2 separate regions of the Mus musculus genome follow, and region 2 is linked to region 1. Evidence: chromatin loops called from intact Hi-C (ENCODE). Cell type or tissue: heart. All regions are shown on one strand.

Region 1 (8,000 bases):
GCTTTCCTAGGGTCCTGTAGTCTGATTAATACACATAATGAATGAAAACAGTCACGCTAAAAGTAGTGCTCTTAGGATGGTCTGATAGTAGTGAGATCAAACTGTGTATTTTTAAGACATCCTTAAAACACAATGACTTGGAAGAGTTGAAAAACAGAACTAGTTATAATGGACAATCAGGAGCAAAGAGAACTCTATTTTATTATACAAGACAGAATTTACTGTGATAAGACAATGGAGATGGTATTCTGTTTCTTGCTTTATGTTTTGAATTGTTTTATGTGTGTGTGTGTGTGCCTGCCTGTCTATCTGTGCCCCATGTTCATGCAGGTACCTGAGGCCAGAAGAGGGCATTGGATCTTTTAGAACTGGCGTTACAAGTAGCTGTGAGCTGCCCAAGGTGGGTACTGGGCACTGAACGTGGGTCCTCAGGAAGATCATTGAGTGTTCTTAGTCACTGAGCCATCTCTCCAGCCCTTCCACCTACAAGACACCAGTTCCATTTATATAGAATCTGCTATCATAACCAGACCCCTTCATTAGGTGCTCATGGAAGTAAGGACTTCAATGGGAACTGGGGAGATACCAACATTTAGACCATCGAAACAGCTGTATTTGTAGTCACATTAATGAAGCAATCTGGATTATAACCCCGGCTCTGGGAGTTACACAGGTCCCTGGGCAAGCTGTATTCTTCTTTTCCAGTTTTAATGTCTTTCCTTCCTTCCTTCCTTCCTTCCTTCCTTCCTTCCTTCCTTCCTTCCTTCCTTCCTTTCTTTCTTTCGTTCTTTTTTTTTCTTTCTTCCTTCCTCCCTCCCCCCTCTCTTTCTTTCCTTCTTTCTTTCTCTCTCTCTTTTTTCTATAAAAAATAACGTATGTGTGTGTTTGAGAGAGAGATGGGGAGAGAGAGGGAGGGAGAGAGAGAGAGAGAGAGAGAGAGAGAGAGAGAGAGAGAGAGAGAGAGAGAGAACACACAACTTTTGGGAGTAGGGTTGCTCATTCTGCCAGATGGGTTTGGGAGTCTGAAAGGCAGGCTTGTCAGTGAGTGCCTTTACTCCTGTGTTACATCACCAGCCTCTGCTCTGGTTTTCCATGAAAGGCACTGACCACTGTGAGAACCAAGTGGGACAATGCAGGGGAAACATACCTGATACCGTATTACAAGTCATTCTTTCAACAGACTTGAGAAACATGGAGTGTGCTGAGAACTATACCGGAGCCAGGAAGATGGAAGACGTCAGTTATAATATTTGCTACCAGGAAGACGATATGTGAAAGCTGACTTCAAAAAAGTCTTCTCAGGCATTATGACAGGATGGCGTGTAGTCATTTAGTGTAGAGAGAGCAGACGTTTTTGTTTTTGTTTTGTTTTTAACCATGCAGCAAAGTCGGGAATACTTTTATGAGGAAGGTAGCCCTTAGGGTGAATCGTGAAAGATGAACAGGTGTTGTACAAGGCTGAGTAAGAGGAAGAACATTCCAGAACAGGGTACAGCATAAAAACAAGTGGCCTGAGGGTAACCACCTGAAAGGAACTCCTTGTTCCAAGGGACTGGTGAAGTAGACGCCTCGTGAAGATACTAGGACTTCAACTTGTGACTTGGGTCACTGTAAGAGGGATGACATATAAGCAGCTTAGAGGACACACAACCAATGAGGGGAGCCGGGTGTGGGGGTGGGGCTAGGTTGGTCAGGCACCTGAGGCTGAGTTCAATACCCAGCTCTCATATGGCAGAAGTTGAGAAACAATTCCTGCAAGTTATCTTCTGACCTCTCCACACTTGCACACGGGGCCCACACACAAATAAGTAAAAATAGAGTAAAAACTTCAAAATTAGTAAGGAACATAATGCAGGCCAGAGCGGTGAGGGAGAGAAAGTGAAGGGAAGGGGAAAGCAACGAGAGAAGGGAGGAACCCAGGCTTTTTTTTTTCTCCTTTGCATGACTAAGTGAATTGTGGTGACATTTACGTAAGACTAGAGAGAAAAGTCAGCTGTCAGGAAAGCACATTGTTTTACACAGGCTGAAAATAAGGCCAGGGGGATAAAGGTAGACATTCCTGGTTAGGAAGTTGGCTGGCTTCTGGGCTGGAGAGATGGCTCAGTGATTAAGAGCACACACTGTCCTTGCCTTGCCGAGGACAGGGCGTTTGGTTTGGAGCACCCACACTGGGTGCCTCCTAACTCCAGCTCCAGGGATACTTACTGGATGCTTCTGGCCTCCATGAGAATTCGCACTCATATGCGCAAACCCACACACAGACACAGACACCTAAGTGAAAAAGAAAAGTCAAAAAAAAAAAAAGTAACAATATGCTTGAAAAAGAGAAGTTCGCTTCCGGTCTGGGATAGCTCAGTCGGCAGGTAGAATGCTCACCTAGATGGAATGAAGGGCTGGTTTTGAGTGAGCCCCAGTGTTCAGCTGTGATCCCAGGGCTGAGGTAAACGCAGCATGGTCAGACTGCTCACTCACCCCACTTAAACCTCATTCAAAGTAAATGAAGGACAGGCTATTTAGGCAGCAGGTTGGAGGCCACTGAACAAAGCATAGTCACTAACAAAGAAGACCCAACAGTCCAAGGGCCCATTTAAAGGAGAGATTCAGGAATGCAAATTTAGTCAGTCAAGTTATAGAAAGTGAGGGCTGGAAACCATCCAGTGGCTTAGCTCTCTCCACAATCCTTAGGTGACCTTTATGAGTGTAGCTTCAGCGGAATATTAGCCTCGGAAATTAGTATGACGTGGGAGCATGCTGGATCAAGTAGTGTTTTGATTTTTCGGTTTCAAAACGTGTGAATTCATCTGTCTACCAGACTAAGGGCCAGAAGATGGTGCTGGCAGGAGTCTGAAGTCCACGAGAGAGGAAATGACCCATGCAAATGCAGTCACTGCTCGGTTTGCAACTAGATGGAAACCATCTTCACTGCCAGTAAAGATGATTTCAGGAAAGATGATTTAAAAAATTGCTTGTTGCAATTTTCATTTTCTTTTTCCCGGAGAGCAGCAGGAGAGACAGTTGACATTTGAGCTCTCTCTCGGAACTGCCCCTGTCCCTAATTTGAGCAGAGCGCTCACAGCGGACCACAGACCGGCTCCTTAGCTGGTTTTCTTTCCACGAAATCTTTCAGCCATAGAAAATGAACAAAAGCAGGGCTCCCCAGACAGCCCAGCCAGACATCTCAGCTGCCGGAATAGGTGCTTGGGAGTGGCTCAGGGGTGCGAAGCGCAGCCTCGCTCTGTTGAAGCCAGGTACTGTCCTGGGCAATTGGCTCCAGGTTTAGCTCCCGAGGCGGCCGTCGGGGGCTACAGGCACCCGTGGCGAGGGATGCCAAGGGGAAAGGGTGCCAGGTTCCGCTCGTCCGGCGCAAGCTACTCATCCCCGACATCCCCCGATTCTTCTGGCGATCCGGGCCCCGCGGCGCGGTTGCCTCTTTTAGCCGCACCACTGCCCGGTGCCCGTGACCACCCGGTGGCTGCTTTCGGTTCCGCGCCTTATATGGCCTGGCAGGGGGGTCACGTGCGTCCCGGGCCGCCCGCCGGGAGGGGCCGCTGGGGGAGGGGCGGACGGCGGGAGAAAAGGGGAGGGAGTCGGAGGCGGAGACAGGAGAGAGAGAGGGGCGGATTCTGCGGCCGTGGGAGGCGGCGGCGGCTTGAGGAGCCGAGCGCTCGCCGCCGCGCCGTGGAGCGGGACTCAGGCGGCTGCGGAGGCGGTGGCGGAGGAAGGGACCGGCGCGGGGGCGGGCGAGCGCGGCGGAAGCCAGAGAACGCGGGAGGGCCCGTGGCTGGCCCCGGGCAGGAGCCAGGGCGGCAGCGACAGCGATCCCAGCGAGGGAGGCGCAGGCAGCGGCGGCGGCAGCGACAGCGATCCCAGCGAGGGAGGCGCAGGCAGCGGCGGCGGCAGCGGCGGCGGCAGCGGCAGCGGCAGCGGGGGCCGGTGTCCGTGCGCCCCGGCGGCCAGCGGGCGCGGGCCGGCGCGATGGAGCCTCAGCACGTGCGCCCCGTGCTTGGAGCCCAGAGCCCGGCCTGGGAGGAACCGGTGGGTACCGCGCCCGCGCCCACCCCTCCCGCTTGTCCTTGCTCCCTGCCTCCCCCTCCCGGCCCATGTTCCGTTCAGGAAGCGGTCCGGGATGAGGTCCCCAGCTGCTTCCCAGCCGGGGCAGCGCTTCCTCCGGCGCCCGGGCTCCTCCTTGCTCGCCGCCCGAAGCGCCTTTGTCCGGTCGGCCTCTGGCGACGGTCCTTAGAGGACCGTTTCCGCGCTTCATCCTTTTCCCAACTTTGCACTTCATTCCCGAGTGTGGCGCGGCGGCCCGGGGAGTGGAGGCGACGGGGTTGCGCGGTCAGCGGGTGGCGCCGGGAGGAGACGGGGCTCACCTCTTGACCGCGCCCTGGCAGTCACCTGGGCACGCAGGTTCCCAAGGACCGCCGCCTGTGGAGGCTGGTGGCTGCCAGAAGCCCAGAGCCACGCCTCCGACTCGAGTGGCCGCGGCTGCCCTGAACAGTTCCGAGGGTCAGGGGACCTGGACCGGGATCCAGCCACCGGCTAACTTCGCTTTCGCCTGGATCTCACAGCACACGCCACGCGTAGATTGAGTCACTTTAGGGGCTCAGAGTGTTGCGTGTGAGAAGAGTCGAGGTCTTTGGATTTATTCCCTAAACTCCTTTAACTTATTTCTTGCACCTCAAACTGAGCCGTCTGTTATCCATCCATCCCTTCAGGGATTCCTCCCAGGAATCCCCGTCCTGCGTAGACCCTTGTAATCTTGAGTGGGCAATGAATTTTGGCTCTGCATACCCTATCTACGTATTTCTTAGTCCTTTTTGATTGACGTTGTGAACCGTCTCAAAAGCCTGGTCCAAAATTTCTGGCTTCATCCTTGCTGCGGTGCTGTTCTGATGATGTTTTCCCAGGGACTTCCTGAGTCTGCTCAGGCGGGCCCTCTGCCTGTTGAGAGCTTGTAGGTCAGGTGCCAGGCTTGCTTCTCCTTTTCTTACCCATAGACTTCCAGCCGGTTTGCCAGGGTACGATTCGCTGCCTCCTGCTTCCTGACCTTTCAGGAGTGTCCTTCGACTTTGATCCATCTGCAACTGCTTTTGCTTTTGTGAGTTTGCACGTTAGGTAGCCCATCTGTTCGTGTTCTATTGCGATCATCATTAGGGAGTAAGCTATTCTTGGTTAAAAATACAATTCATTCAGTCTTGACATTTAAGATCATTGGGAATGAAATCCAGCGACCTGTTTTGAACTTTACTAAATAAAATCCTATCAGCTTCCACCACTTACAGCGGGAAGCTCCAAGTCATGTGTAGTGCTTTTTGGGTGCTGAATGCTAGGACTTCACCGCAGTTAGAAAATTAGAGAACCTCCGGCTTTCTTCTCCAAAGTGCTAAGAAACAGAGTGCTTTCTTATTCTCCTAGAAAATCTTCAGTGCTAGTCTCGCCACATGAACGTTTAAAGCTAAAACCTTCACAGAGAAGCGAGATGGAGCAGGAGCAGTGGCTAAATGTTGAACTCTTCAAAACTTGGCGTATGTAAGTGGCTAAGGCATTTTATTAGTTCAGCAGATATTCTTATCCAACACCTATCGTGTTCTGAGATTGTTGGGCAAGCTGTTAACTCTCAGACAAGCTTTGTCCCCAAGAACCTTACTTTATAGCTGAAGGTTGACATCTATTCAAGTGTGTGTCATAAAAAGTTCTCATGAGTGATTTTATTCAGAACTTTGTGTAATGACTACAATATTTAAGGATTTTTCAAACGCTTTATATAACTACTTAAGAAAGTTGAGTTACCTGAACGACTAAAAGAGGAGTGTACTCAAGAGAAAGCAAGAATGCATTAGAGGAAACAGCTTTAAATGTTAAATATTTCTGGCTTGGAGAGCAACGGGGTTGACGTTTTAATCTAAATATGTTTTGAAGGAACACTGGGTCCATCCGAATCCCTGTTGTTTCTGTTTGGGACAGAGCGTCACACTGTAGGACAGGCTGCTGTGGGATTTTCTCGGTAGGCCAGGCAGGCCTGAAACTTCATGCCCTGCTGTTGCTTCAGCAGAATACAAGGCATCATTAAGTTCTCAAAAATCAGGGTCTTTAACTTTGATTCAGTGAGCTCAAGAATCTGAATGGAGTGAGTTCTGGTTTCCTTCAAAATGAACCTATATGACCATCATGCGGCATGCTATACTTAGAACATTAATTGCTAGTCTATATAACTTTAAGGAGCCACAGTGTCTGTCTGTCTGTCTGTCTCACACACACACACACACACACACACACACAGAGAGAGAGAGAGAGAGAGAGAGAGAGAGAGAGAGAGAGAGAGAGAGAGAGAAGAGAAGATCTAAACAGTAGAATCACAGCTTTCTTGAAGCCCAGACTCTGTGTGCTCAGAGACTCTCATTTTCAGGACCTGTGTGTGTCCCCTCCCCCCATTGCTTCCTAGTAGGTGGCACAGAACAAGCAGCTGATACATGCTCTGGCAACCACAGCTAGAGCCCCAGCTCCATGCCTTTCCCATCAAGATACATTTATCCTCTGAGCCAAAATAAATCCTTCCTCTCTTAAAACAAAATGAAACAACAGCAAAGAAAGCAAACCTGTTTTCACTGGGATCCCAGTTCTGAGGTTTTTTTGTTTGTTTGTTTTGTTTTTAACTTTCTTAAAATTTAAATATAGGTAATTTAATATTTTACCATACAAACTTGACTAAATGGGATTACTGTGTTGTTATGGCATGTGGCAACATGCATGCAAGAATTTGGTGTTTCTCTTTCTCTCTGTCTCTCTGTCTCTCTCTGTCTCTCTCTGTTTCTCTCTCTCTCCTGATGGAGCCTAAACCATGATGGCCCGATTTCTCCTATTCAGAGACAAAAACAAAAGATTCCTTGGAGATTCATGTGGAGAAAAGGGATTTTTTGGGACTTCCTGACATTCTGTCTGTGAGGGGGTGAAATTAAGTTAATTAGCTAAATTTGGATACACATTAGCTTTATTTAACATTATTCGGGCTAAATCTTGAGCCTAAAGAAGATACTTGCTAGCATAGTAAGTTTCTTGGTTTTCTTTGGTGCTAGCTTTGGAATGTAGTCCAATGTTAGTGAATATAGGCATAATCTAAATTTTAGCCCAAAAAGTATTTGGGGAATTGGGTGTGGTGCTGCACACCTGTATTCACACAATTAGGTGAGGAAGGAGGGCCCAGATTGTGGAGCCAGCATAAACTATATATTGAGACTCTGTATCCAGAGACAAGAGAAGAAAAGAATGAGGGCTGGGATGTAGATTTGGGACAGAGCACATGCCAGTGCAAGGCTTGCCCTAGCACCACTAAAGTAAATAAGTAAGGAGAATCAAAGCGTTTTGCTGTTGGGAATGAGCGGGTAGGAAGATATTTAGCAAAGCAGTCCTTAATCTTGGGTGGGAGTGGGTAGCAGATAGGTAGTTACAATTCTAGCTCAGTTTAAAAATGTGGGAGTATTTACAAAATACCTTAAGTGGAGAGAGGCTTGACTATACTTCATTCCCTAAACTTGGTTTTTATTTTCAAATGGTTCTATACCTGTTGGCATTAGCTGTTGGCAGTATACCAGTTATCAGTCCAGAATTAATGGACACTTAGAAAGGGAAGTGTTTCAAAGCAAAAAGCCCACAATACAAGCGAAAGGTTGTACAGTTCCACTTTCTGCCTGGATGGTGAGAGGCTTTGGCCTTGTGGGCTAGGACCACAGTAAGTTCCTGTAATCAACAGCACTGTTGCTCATGGAATAATTTGTTATCTAAGTAACAACTAAGAAAATTGACACAGGGCAAACTTTTTGAATGTTAATTTCTGACTATGGAATACATAGTGATTGCAGAATCAGTTCCATATTGCTGCCAGGGCAGCCTTCCAGTCTGTGCTGGTTCCATCTGTAGTCCTTTGGTTCTGGACTGATCAGGAACATGAGCCCTGGACCATGGCTTCTCAAGTACCCACTCATGGTTTTCAAGATATGACACAT
Region 2 (8,000 bases), 250 kb before region 1:
CTGGTTTGGGAAAGGTAAAGCTTTGGCTGCTCCAGGTCAGTGTACACGAGGAAGAACTTGTCATCATTGTAACCCCGTCCCTTTCCCACAGAGTACCAATCTCCAATATGTGAAGGCCCACCAGAAGGTACCGGCATGTGGGCGACATCAGAGAAGAGTGACATGCAGTTGAAAAATAGTTTTCTTCAAATGCAAAGACCTATACACAGATGTTCACACCCTTCATTCGGGTTTCCCCAGTGTTAAGACTTTATCAGCTTATACTCACATTGCTCACAGTGGCAATTCCTGGGCCATTAATTTGGCTTATTTTACTGACACAGTCACAAGCCTATCTATCCCTTCTACCTCAAAAAGCAGCTCATGCAAACACAAGGCCTCCTTTCACAATCATACCACCATTATGATATTAACAGAATTAATGAATCCAATAGGAGGGAATATACACACTGTACATATTTAATCATTTTTCATTTGGGGGTGTATGGGAGGGTGGTGTCTCTGCTGTGTACTGTGTGTGTGTGTGTGGGTGTACTTGTTAGTACAGGTGCATGTGTGTGCCTGTGTTGTGTACCATGTGTGTACTTATTAGCACAGGTGCATGTGTGTGCCTATGCTGTGTACTGTGTGTGGGTTCTTGTTAGTACAGGTGCATTTATGAGAGCAGAGGTAGCCAACTTTCCTCAGCTGATTGCCCCATTTTTTTTGTTGTATTTTTTGACACATGGTCTTGCTGTAGGCCTGACTGCCTCTGACCTCACTATGAATAACAAGGTTGGCCTTCAGCTCAGACTGGTCTATCTACAGCTGCGTCCCTGATACATCTGAACCCTGGTTTCTACCCTTATATTTAAGACAGGGTCTGTAACTGAACCTGAAACTTCATCTACAGGGATAAGCTAGTCAGCCAATTAGTTTCAAAGATCTGCCTGCCTTGGTTAAACTTCTGCCTCATGCCGGGTTACAGTTCCTATATACATAGTACCTGGCTTTTTATATGCCGGGGTTACAGCTCCTATATACATAGTACCTGGCTTTTTATATGCCGGGGTTACAGTTCCTATATACATAGTACCTGGCTTTTATATGCCGGGGTTACAGCTCCTATATACATAGTACCTGGCTTTTATATGCCGGGGTTACAGTTCCTATATACATAGTACCTGGCTTTTTATATGCCGGGGTTACAGCTCCTATATACATAGTACCTGGCTTTTTATATGCCGGGGTTACAGCTCCTATATACATAGTACCTGGCTTTTTATATGCCGGGGTTACAGTTCCTATATACATAGTACCTGGCTTTTTATATGCCGGGGTTACAGCTCCTATATACATAGTACCTGGCTTTTATATGCCGGGGTTACAGCTCCTATATACATAGTACTTGGCTTTTTATATGCCGGGGTTACAGCTCCTATATACATAGTACCTGGCTTTTATATGCCGGGGTTACAGCTCCTATATACATAGTACCTGGCTTTTATATGCCGGGGTTACAGCTCCTATATACATAGTACCTGGCTTTTTATATGCCGGGGTTACAGCTCCTATATAAATAGTACCTGGCTTTTTATATGCCGGGGTTACAGCTCCTATATACATAGTATCTGGCTTTTTATATGCCGGGGTTACAGCTCCTATATACATAGTACCTGGCTTTTTATATGCCGGGGTTACAGTTCCTATATACATAGTACCTGGCTTTTTATATGCCGGGGTTACAGTTCCTATATACATAGTACCTGGCTTTTTATATGCCGGGGTTACAGCTCCTATATACATAGTACCTGGCTTTTTATATGCCGGGGTTACAGCTCCTATATACATAGTACCTGGCTTTTTATATGCCGGGGTTACAGCTCCTATATACATAGTACCTGGCTTTTTATATGCCGGGGTTACAGCTCCTATATAAATAGTACCTGGCTTTTTATATGCCGGGGTTACAGCTCCTATATAAATAGTACCTGGCTTTTTATATGCCGGGGTTACAGCTCCTATATACATAGTACCTGGCTTTTATATGCCGGGGTTACAGCTCCTATATACATAGTACCTGGCTTTTTATATGCCGGGGTTACAGCTCCTATATACATAGTACCTGGCTTTTTATATGCCGGGGTTACAGCTCCTATATACATAGTACCTGGCTTTTTATATGCCGGGGTTACAGCTCCTATATAAATAGTACCTGGCTTTTTATATGCCGGGGTTACAGCTCCTATATAAATAGTACCTGGCTTTTTATATGCCGGGGTTACAGCTCCTATATACATAGTACCTGGCTTTTTATATGCCGGGGTTACAGCTCCTATATACATAGTACCTGGCTTTTTATATGCCGGGGTTACAGCTCCTATATACATAGTACCTGGCTTTTTATATGCCGGGGTTACAGTTCCTATATACATAGTACCTGGCTTTTTATATGCCAGGGTTACAGTTCCTGTATACATAGTACCTGGCTTTTATATGGGCTTTGGGGATCCAGACTTAAATCAAGCCTGTGTAGACAGTGCTTTAACTTCTGAGCCATTTTCCCAGGTCTAATCTTTTCTATTTGTGTTTTGTAAATGTTTTCATGTTGTTTCCTGCTACAGGAAAATCGAATCTCACCCATAGCATTTGACTGTTATACCTAGTGAAAGAGCTGTAAGGAAGCTGGGGGCAGGAGGCCAGCAATGCCTCAGGGACATCCACAGTTATGCCCATGACTTCCTAGTAAAGCTGGCTTACCTTCTTAATACAGTTGAGACAGTTATTTAAAAGTACAGGCTAAGAAGTCAGTAGGGCCTAGATTAAACCTCAGGTTTTAGAAGTGTCAGGCTATCTCATCCACAGGACACCAAACTAAGCCATTCAGTTATTGTTTGGTTTGACTCTAGCTTAGCTAAAAATAAAGACTGCTACTTTCAGCTTAGCAGTAAGTTAACGCTAAGAATAGTGTAGTCAAGGGTTGGCTTGCTGCCAAGCCTCAGGAGGAGTTGGCTCCCCAAGACCCAAGTGGAGGAAGAAGACAGGAGATTCCCTCAAGTTGTTCTCTGGCTCCTGTATGTGAACTGTAGTATGTGTACATACACATCCATGCACATACATATACAATAAATAAAAGTTAAAAAACAAACTGATAATAACGTCCTTCAAATGACCTGTTCTGTAGCTGCTCATCGGTCAGTTGTAGCTTCTCCTTCAAGCTCAGGTACCTGTCCTCCCTCAGCAGCCGAGATCCATCATACAGGCTGAGCTCCCGGTCATGGATCAGTCTGATGGGGAAGGGGTTGGGGGAAACAAGTTAATCAATGATGTAAGGAGAGGCAGCATCACTCAGTCTGCATGTCATGCTGGAGGACAAGCCTAACAACTGTCTTAGGTGCGTGTTCACAACAGTAACTTCGTCAGTGCTATTACGCACTATCCTGGGCAGACATGCTGGACTCTGCAGAGGAGCAGTCCCAAATGCCAGCGATGGGTATGAGGGAGAAGAGACATGAAGAAGGGGAGGAGGAGGTGGGAGACAATGCCTCAGCTCACCCATGGGGCATGTTTTCACGTGTAAGCCACACACACTCCTGAATCCAATGCAGCTTTGAAAGGGAAAGTATCACTATAATATTTCACTGTTGAAATTGCAGGACTTAAGATATCAAAAGCCTCAGAAATAACTCCATTGCTCCTCCACATGGCAGCCCCAAAGCAACTAGCTTCCCATACTGTGTAAGACTCTACTGCTAGGTCTGCAAAGGTCAGAGGGCAAAGACTCATCTAGAAGCTATGAGCACAGGCAGTGCAGTCTGGAAGGCCTGGGTTCAAGTCCAATGTGCTGAACAATCAGAGAAGGGAGAACCATTCCATCTCTCTAAATTTTACTCTAAAATTAAGGCAAAAAAATTAAGACAACAATGCCAATCTCATATAGTTGGTATGAAAATTGAACAAGTAATTTAAAATACATGCTTAACATCATCTTGCTCAGTTTTCCTAAGTTAGGATTCCTAGGCAGCATTTTAAAATGCCCACGTAAAAAACTCCAGCCTGTATCATTTGAAGCCCTGGTAGGGATGGAGGCCAGGCACTGTATTTTATAGCTCCATTTGTCAGCATCCATCCTGCAAGCGGCCTGAGGCTGACACTGGAGCCTCTGGTTTAGCACAGCACAGGCTCCTTGCTGCTGTTGCTGCTCTTTTGTCCTTGGCCAGGCATCTGAGAGACAGCCAACAAGAGAGGGCTGAGCCTTTTCTTATTTTTGTATCCACATTTATCTGTTTGGCAGAGAATATTAAATTATGAGTCTAAGAAATGTGGTAAATCACCAAAACTTTGTGATTACTATTTTTAAACCCACACAGACCGAATCAAGATTAATACAACAAACACATTTGGAGTCTTTCATTCCACTCAGTGCCTGCATCTTGTCAGCGATAAAAACTGTGGTTAGCTGGGTGAAGAAGTGGCTTCTTTCATTTATTTGACACTTCCCAGTAAGTCAGATTAAAAAGTCATGCCGTAGGAAAGGGATGAAAAGCATCAGTAACCTCAGAGATGACACAGGCGGGGAAGACTTTCCACAGAAATTAGACAGAGAATCTTCCCACATTAAACTGTTTCTCACTCAAAATAAGAAAATGAAGGCTACAGAAATGGTCATATCTGTGCTGAGTGAAATAAGCAAATAAATACACATTTTATATTAAATTTTATTTTCTCTCAAAAAATTAAATAATAAAAAAATATTACAATAAGCTCAGCTCCAATGTTGTCTGGGATGATGTCTAGACGTATCGTTAAGATAAAATTGCAGACGCTCCAGCTGTGTGGTTTGTTGCACATATTGATCTATGTCCATAAGCCTCTTGGAGCCACGGCTGGCACACTTTCATCCTTTAGCTCTTACACAGCAAATTCTGCCACAGAGGTGAGGTTTGGGGTCTGATAGGCATGTGTTTATAACCAAATATTAATAATATTGTATTCAGCTTAATAATATAGAACTGTAAATTCCTCAGGACCTGAAATCTCAGTGTTTAGGTTGGCATAAAGACTGTCTATGATGCAAACCTTTGCAATACAGCCAGTGTGCCAGCGTTGACGCGGTGGATACCATCCAACAGGACCAGTTTGCCTTCCCGGGCAGCACTCACAAGGGGTGAGGAGCGCCAGGCGGTGTCGCCGTTGGGGAGCGTGTACCGCTGCTGTAGCAGGTCCCGCGCAGTCATATCCTAAAAGCAGGCACCAGCAAAGAATATGCAGAGTTAATGTTGAAGACCTATGCAATGCTTCTTTAGCCTTGTGGACATGTGTTTGCACACATTTGTCTTTGTACAGCATATTTCAAATAACAAACAAAAAGTTTTCTCAAATCCAAAGAGAAATATCACCAGAAAGCTTTAGGTATTTCCCCCTTATTACATATTTGCTCGATGTAAGAATGAGAGTTTGCCATCTTTCTCTTATTATTTAGTACTCCCTTTCTCTTTCAAAAGGATGACAACAGTAATTACTGCCACACTGAATGGAATCAGGTTCCATCACTGCATCCTAGAGACCATAGTGTGGGTGTTCTCTTTCACACTGAGAAGCTGGACATTCAGAGATGACTACGTTTTTTTTTTTTTTTTTTTTTTGAGACAGGTTTCTCTGTGTAGCCCTGACTGTCCTGGAACTCACTCTGTAGACCAGGCTGGCCTCGAACTCAGAAATCCGCCTGCCTCTGCCTCTGCCTCCCAAGTGCTGGGATTAAAGGCGTGCGCCACCATGCCTGGCTCAGAGATGACTACTTTATCCACCATGTGTGTTTCCTTTTGAAAAGCCTTCCTAGGGCCTATGCCTTGACTCCTTGGACTTACAGAGGCTAACCATGAAGGAGAGCAGGGACTGAGAAACAATAGCCCAACACTTAAAGAGTAAATTAAGGGCCCACACATCACACACCAGCCCTGAAACAGTGCAGGCAAGTCAAGCCAGCCAGCAATCATTGTACCGTGTAAAGCTACAGTAAAACGATGTGGTGCCCTGACAGGAGCAGGGCTTCCTCATGTGTGTTCGTGTTGGGAAGGCTGTCTCAGCAGTTTCAGATGCACTCTGTGCTGCTGTATCAAACACAAATGCGACCTTTACCCTCACCTTTATTCAAAATGTTATATTCCTTTGTAAGTTCTGCTGTAAACACTCCTAGTTTTAAGCAGGAAACCAATATTTATAACAACAACAATCTCACTAAAACCCAGAGTAAGATGTGAGACTTATTTCTTTCAATGATAGGGAAACCTATCAAAACAGTACTGATTTCAATGCTTCCTGACCTGGTCACAGGACACAGAGAAATCAAGCAAGATCTGGGCTGGAGCTTTATCCCTGTAGGTCCTGGATGCCACACTACTGACTACAGGCAAGATGTGACACTGGTGCAGCCCTGGCCACAGTCTGTCATAGAGGCAGCCGACTGCTTTTTGTCTGTTTTTCTTTTTTCAGTTTTGGATTTGGGGCCTGTTACAAAGAAGGTAATTCACACCTGGTACAGAAACCTGGGGAAGGCCATAGGCCCTAGTAGAGAAACTCTTCCTGTTATTTGGTTTAATGGATGTGATATATCCTCACACTGCCTCCTAGGTAAGTGTGCTTACGCCCAGAGCAGGGAATCTGGGAGCCTTGGTCACAGAAGCTTCCTTTTCACAGTGGTCAATGGCGGCTGCAGACTCACAACTGGGGGAAGCATTGAGATTAAGTGAATATTGAGTGCTCAGTCCTAAGCAGAGCTCCTTTATGGAGCAGGGAATACTGCAGGAGGAGGAGTACAAAAACTGTTAAGGGCACTGGGAGGAAAGAGGTGTGGAATGCTAAAGACCACACAAGGCACTGCTGTGATTGTCTACAAAAATCTATACACTAGAAGCCCATCAACATCTCGTTATGGGGGAGGGAGACTCGGGGTTCCATCCCTCCCTAAAGACAGGGATACTAGCTGACAGAGCAGAAGCATTTCTTCTGTGGCGTAGCCACTAATAACACGTCCATATTCCTGTACAAAACCACGTGACATTCATTTGGGTCATGTTCCTCACCCCCAAATAAGAGAGAAGAGAGTGGAAGGGAAGTTGTTAGTATGATGAGATCAATCAGCATTGGTCAGAAGGGGACAACTCAGGCTAACAAGGCCAATGTGAACCAATGAATTATAAACATACATGAATATGTGATAGTTAAATGCACTATTACATGTGATAATCAAATAAAAAAAGATAAATACAACTACCATTAAAAGGTAATGACTTAATAAACAAAAGTATGATTATATTAAATTATGAGGAAATTTTTCTGGATTTCTGTATTTGATGTGTTCATAATATACATACATGTGTTTTGTCTGTATGTATGTATATGTAGCACATGCATACTCGGTGCCTCCATAGGTCAGAAGAAGACATTATATTCCCTGGAACTGGAATCATATTCAATTATGTGGGTATTGGGTCCTCTACAATATTGACAAGTGCTCTTAACCACTGAGCCATCTCTCCATCATCATGAAGACATTCTTAAACATAACATTCAAATTCAGCCAAGCTCTATAACCTTAAAATGCTGTTTTAGATACGGTGTCAACATTTAGCCTTACTCTTTGTGGTGGTTAAATCAAGAATGGCCCTCATAGGCTCATACACCTGAATGCTTGTTTTCTCACTGGCAGTACTGTTTTGGAAGGATTAGGAGATGTGGCCATGTTGGAGTTGGTATGTTGCTGAGAGTGAGTATGGAGGTTTCAAAAGCCTAAACCAATCCTGGCCTGTGTTCCTTCTCCCTACATGGCCCACCCCGATCCCATGCCTCGTTTGTGGATCAGATGTAAGCTCTCAGCTACTGCTCCAGCACCATGCTTACAGTTATTCTCCCTGCCATGCTGGCCATGTAATCACCCTCGACACTATAAGGAAGCTGTCCTGGCTAGTTTTGTGTCAACTTGACACAGCTGGAGTTATCACAGAGAAAGGAGCTTCAGTTGA

Evidence for each region. Hi-C counts contacts between places; a loop is a spot of excess contacts. Peaks named below come from ENCODE experiments on the same cell type or tissue, not always from the same donor. Only the 100,000 strongest peaks of a DNase experiment are listed, where the experiment ranks them.
Region 2: a loop joins it to region 1, with 2.0 times the contacts of the local background. A loop is called at or near these places in 2 of 42 quality-filtered maps.

What each region holds. Positions count from the first base shown.
Region 1 is chr14:78,728,393-78,736,392 of GRCm38, reverse strand. It overlaps Dgkh (diacylglycerol kinase, eta), which reads left to right and starts at 3,664. Exons shown (of 30, transcript NM_001081336.2): 1 at 3,664-4,035. The coding sequence starts at 3,976. In heart, CTCF peaks have their summits at 3,465, 4,089 (motif pointing left) and 4,962; DNase peaks (open chromatin) are centred at 2,832, 3,532, 4,122 and 4,932; H3K4me3 peaks cover 2,516 bases; H3K27ac peaks cover 1,854 bases; H3K27me3 peaks cover 448 bases.
Region 2 is chr14:78,979,455-78,987,454 of GRCm38, reverse strand. It overlaps Vwa8 (von Willebrand factor A domain containing 8), which reads right to left. Exons shown (of 45, transcript NM_027906.1): 13 at 5,059-5,219; 14 at 3,153-3,266. Among named protein-coding and RNA genes, the nearest start is that of Vwa8, 130 kb to the right of the region's middle. In heart, no CTCF peak of the experiment used is centred here; no DNase peak of the experiment used is centred here; H3K27ac peaks cover 1,289 bases.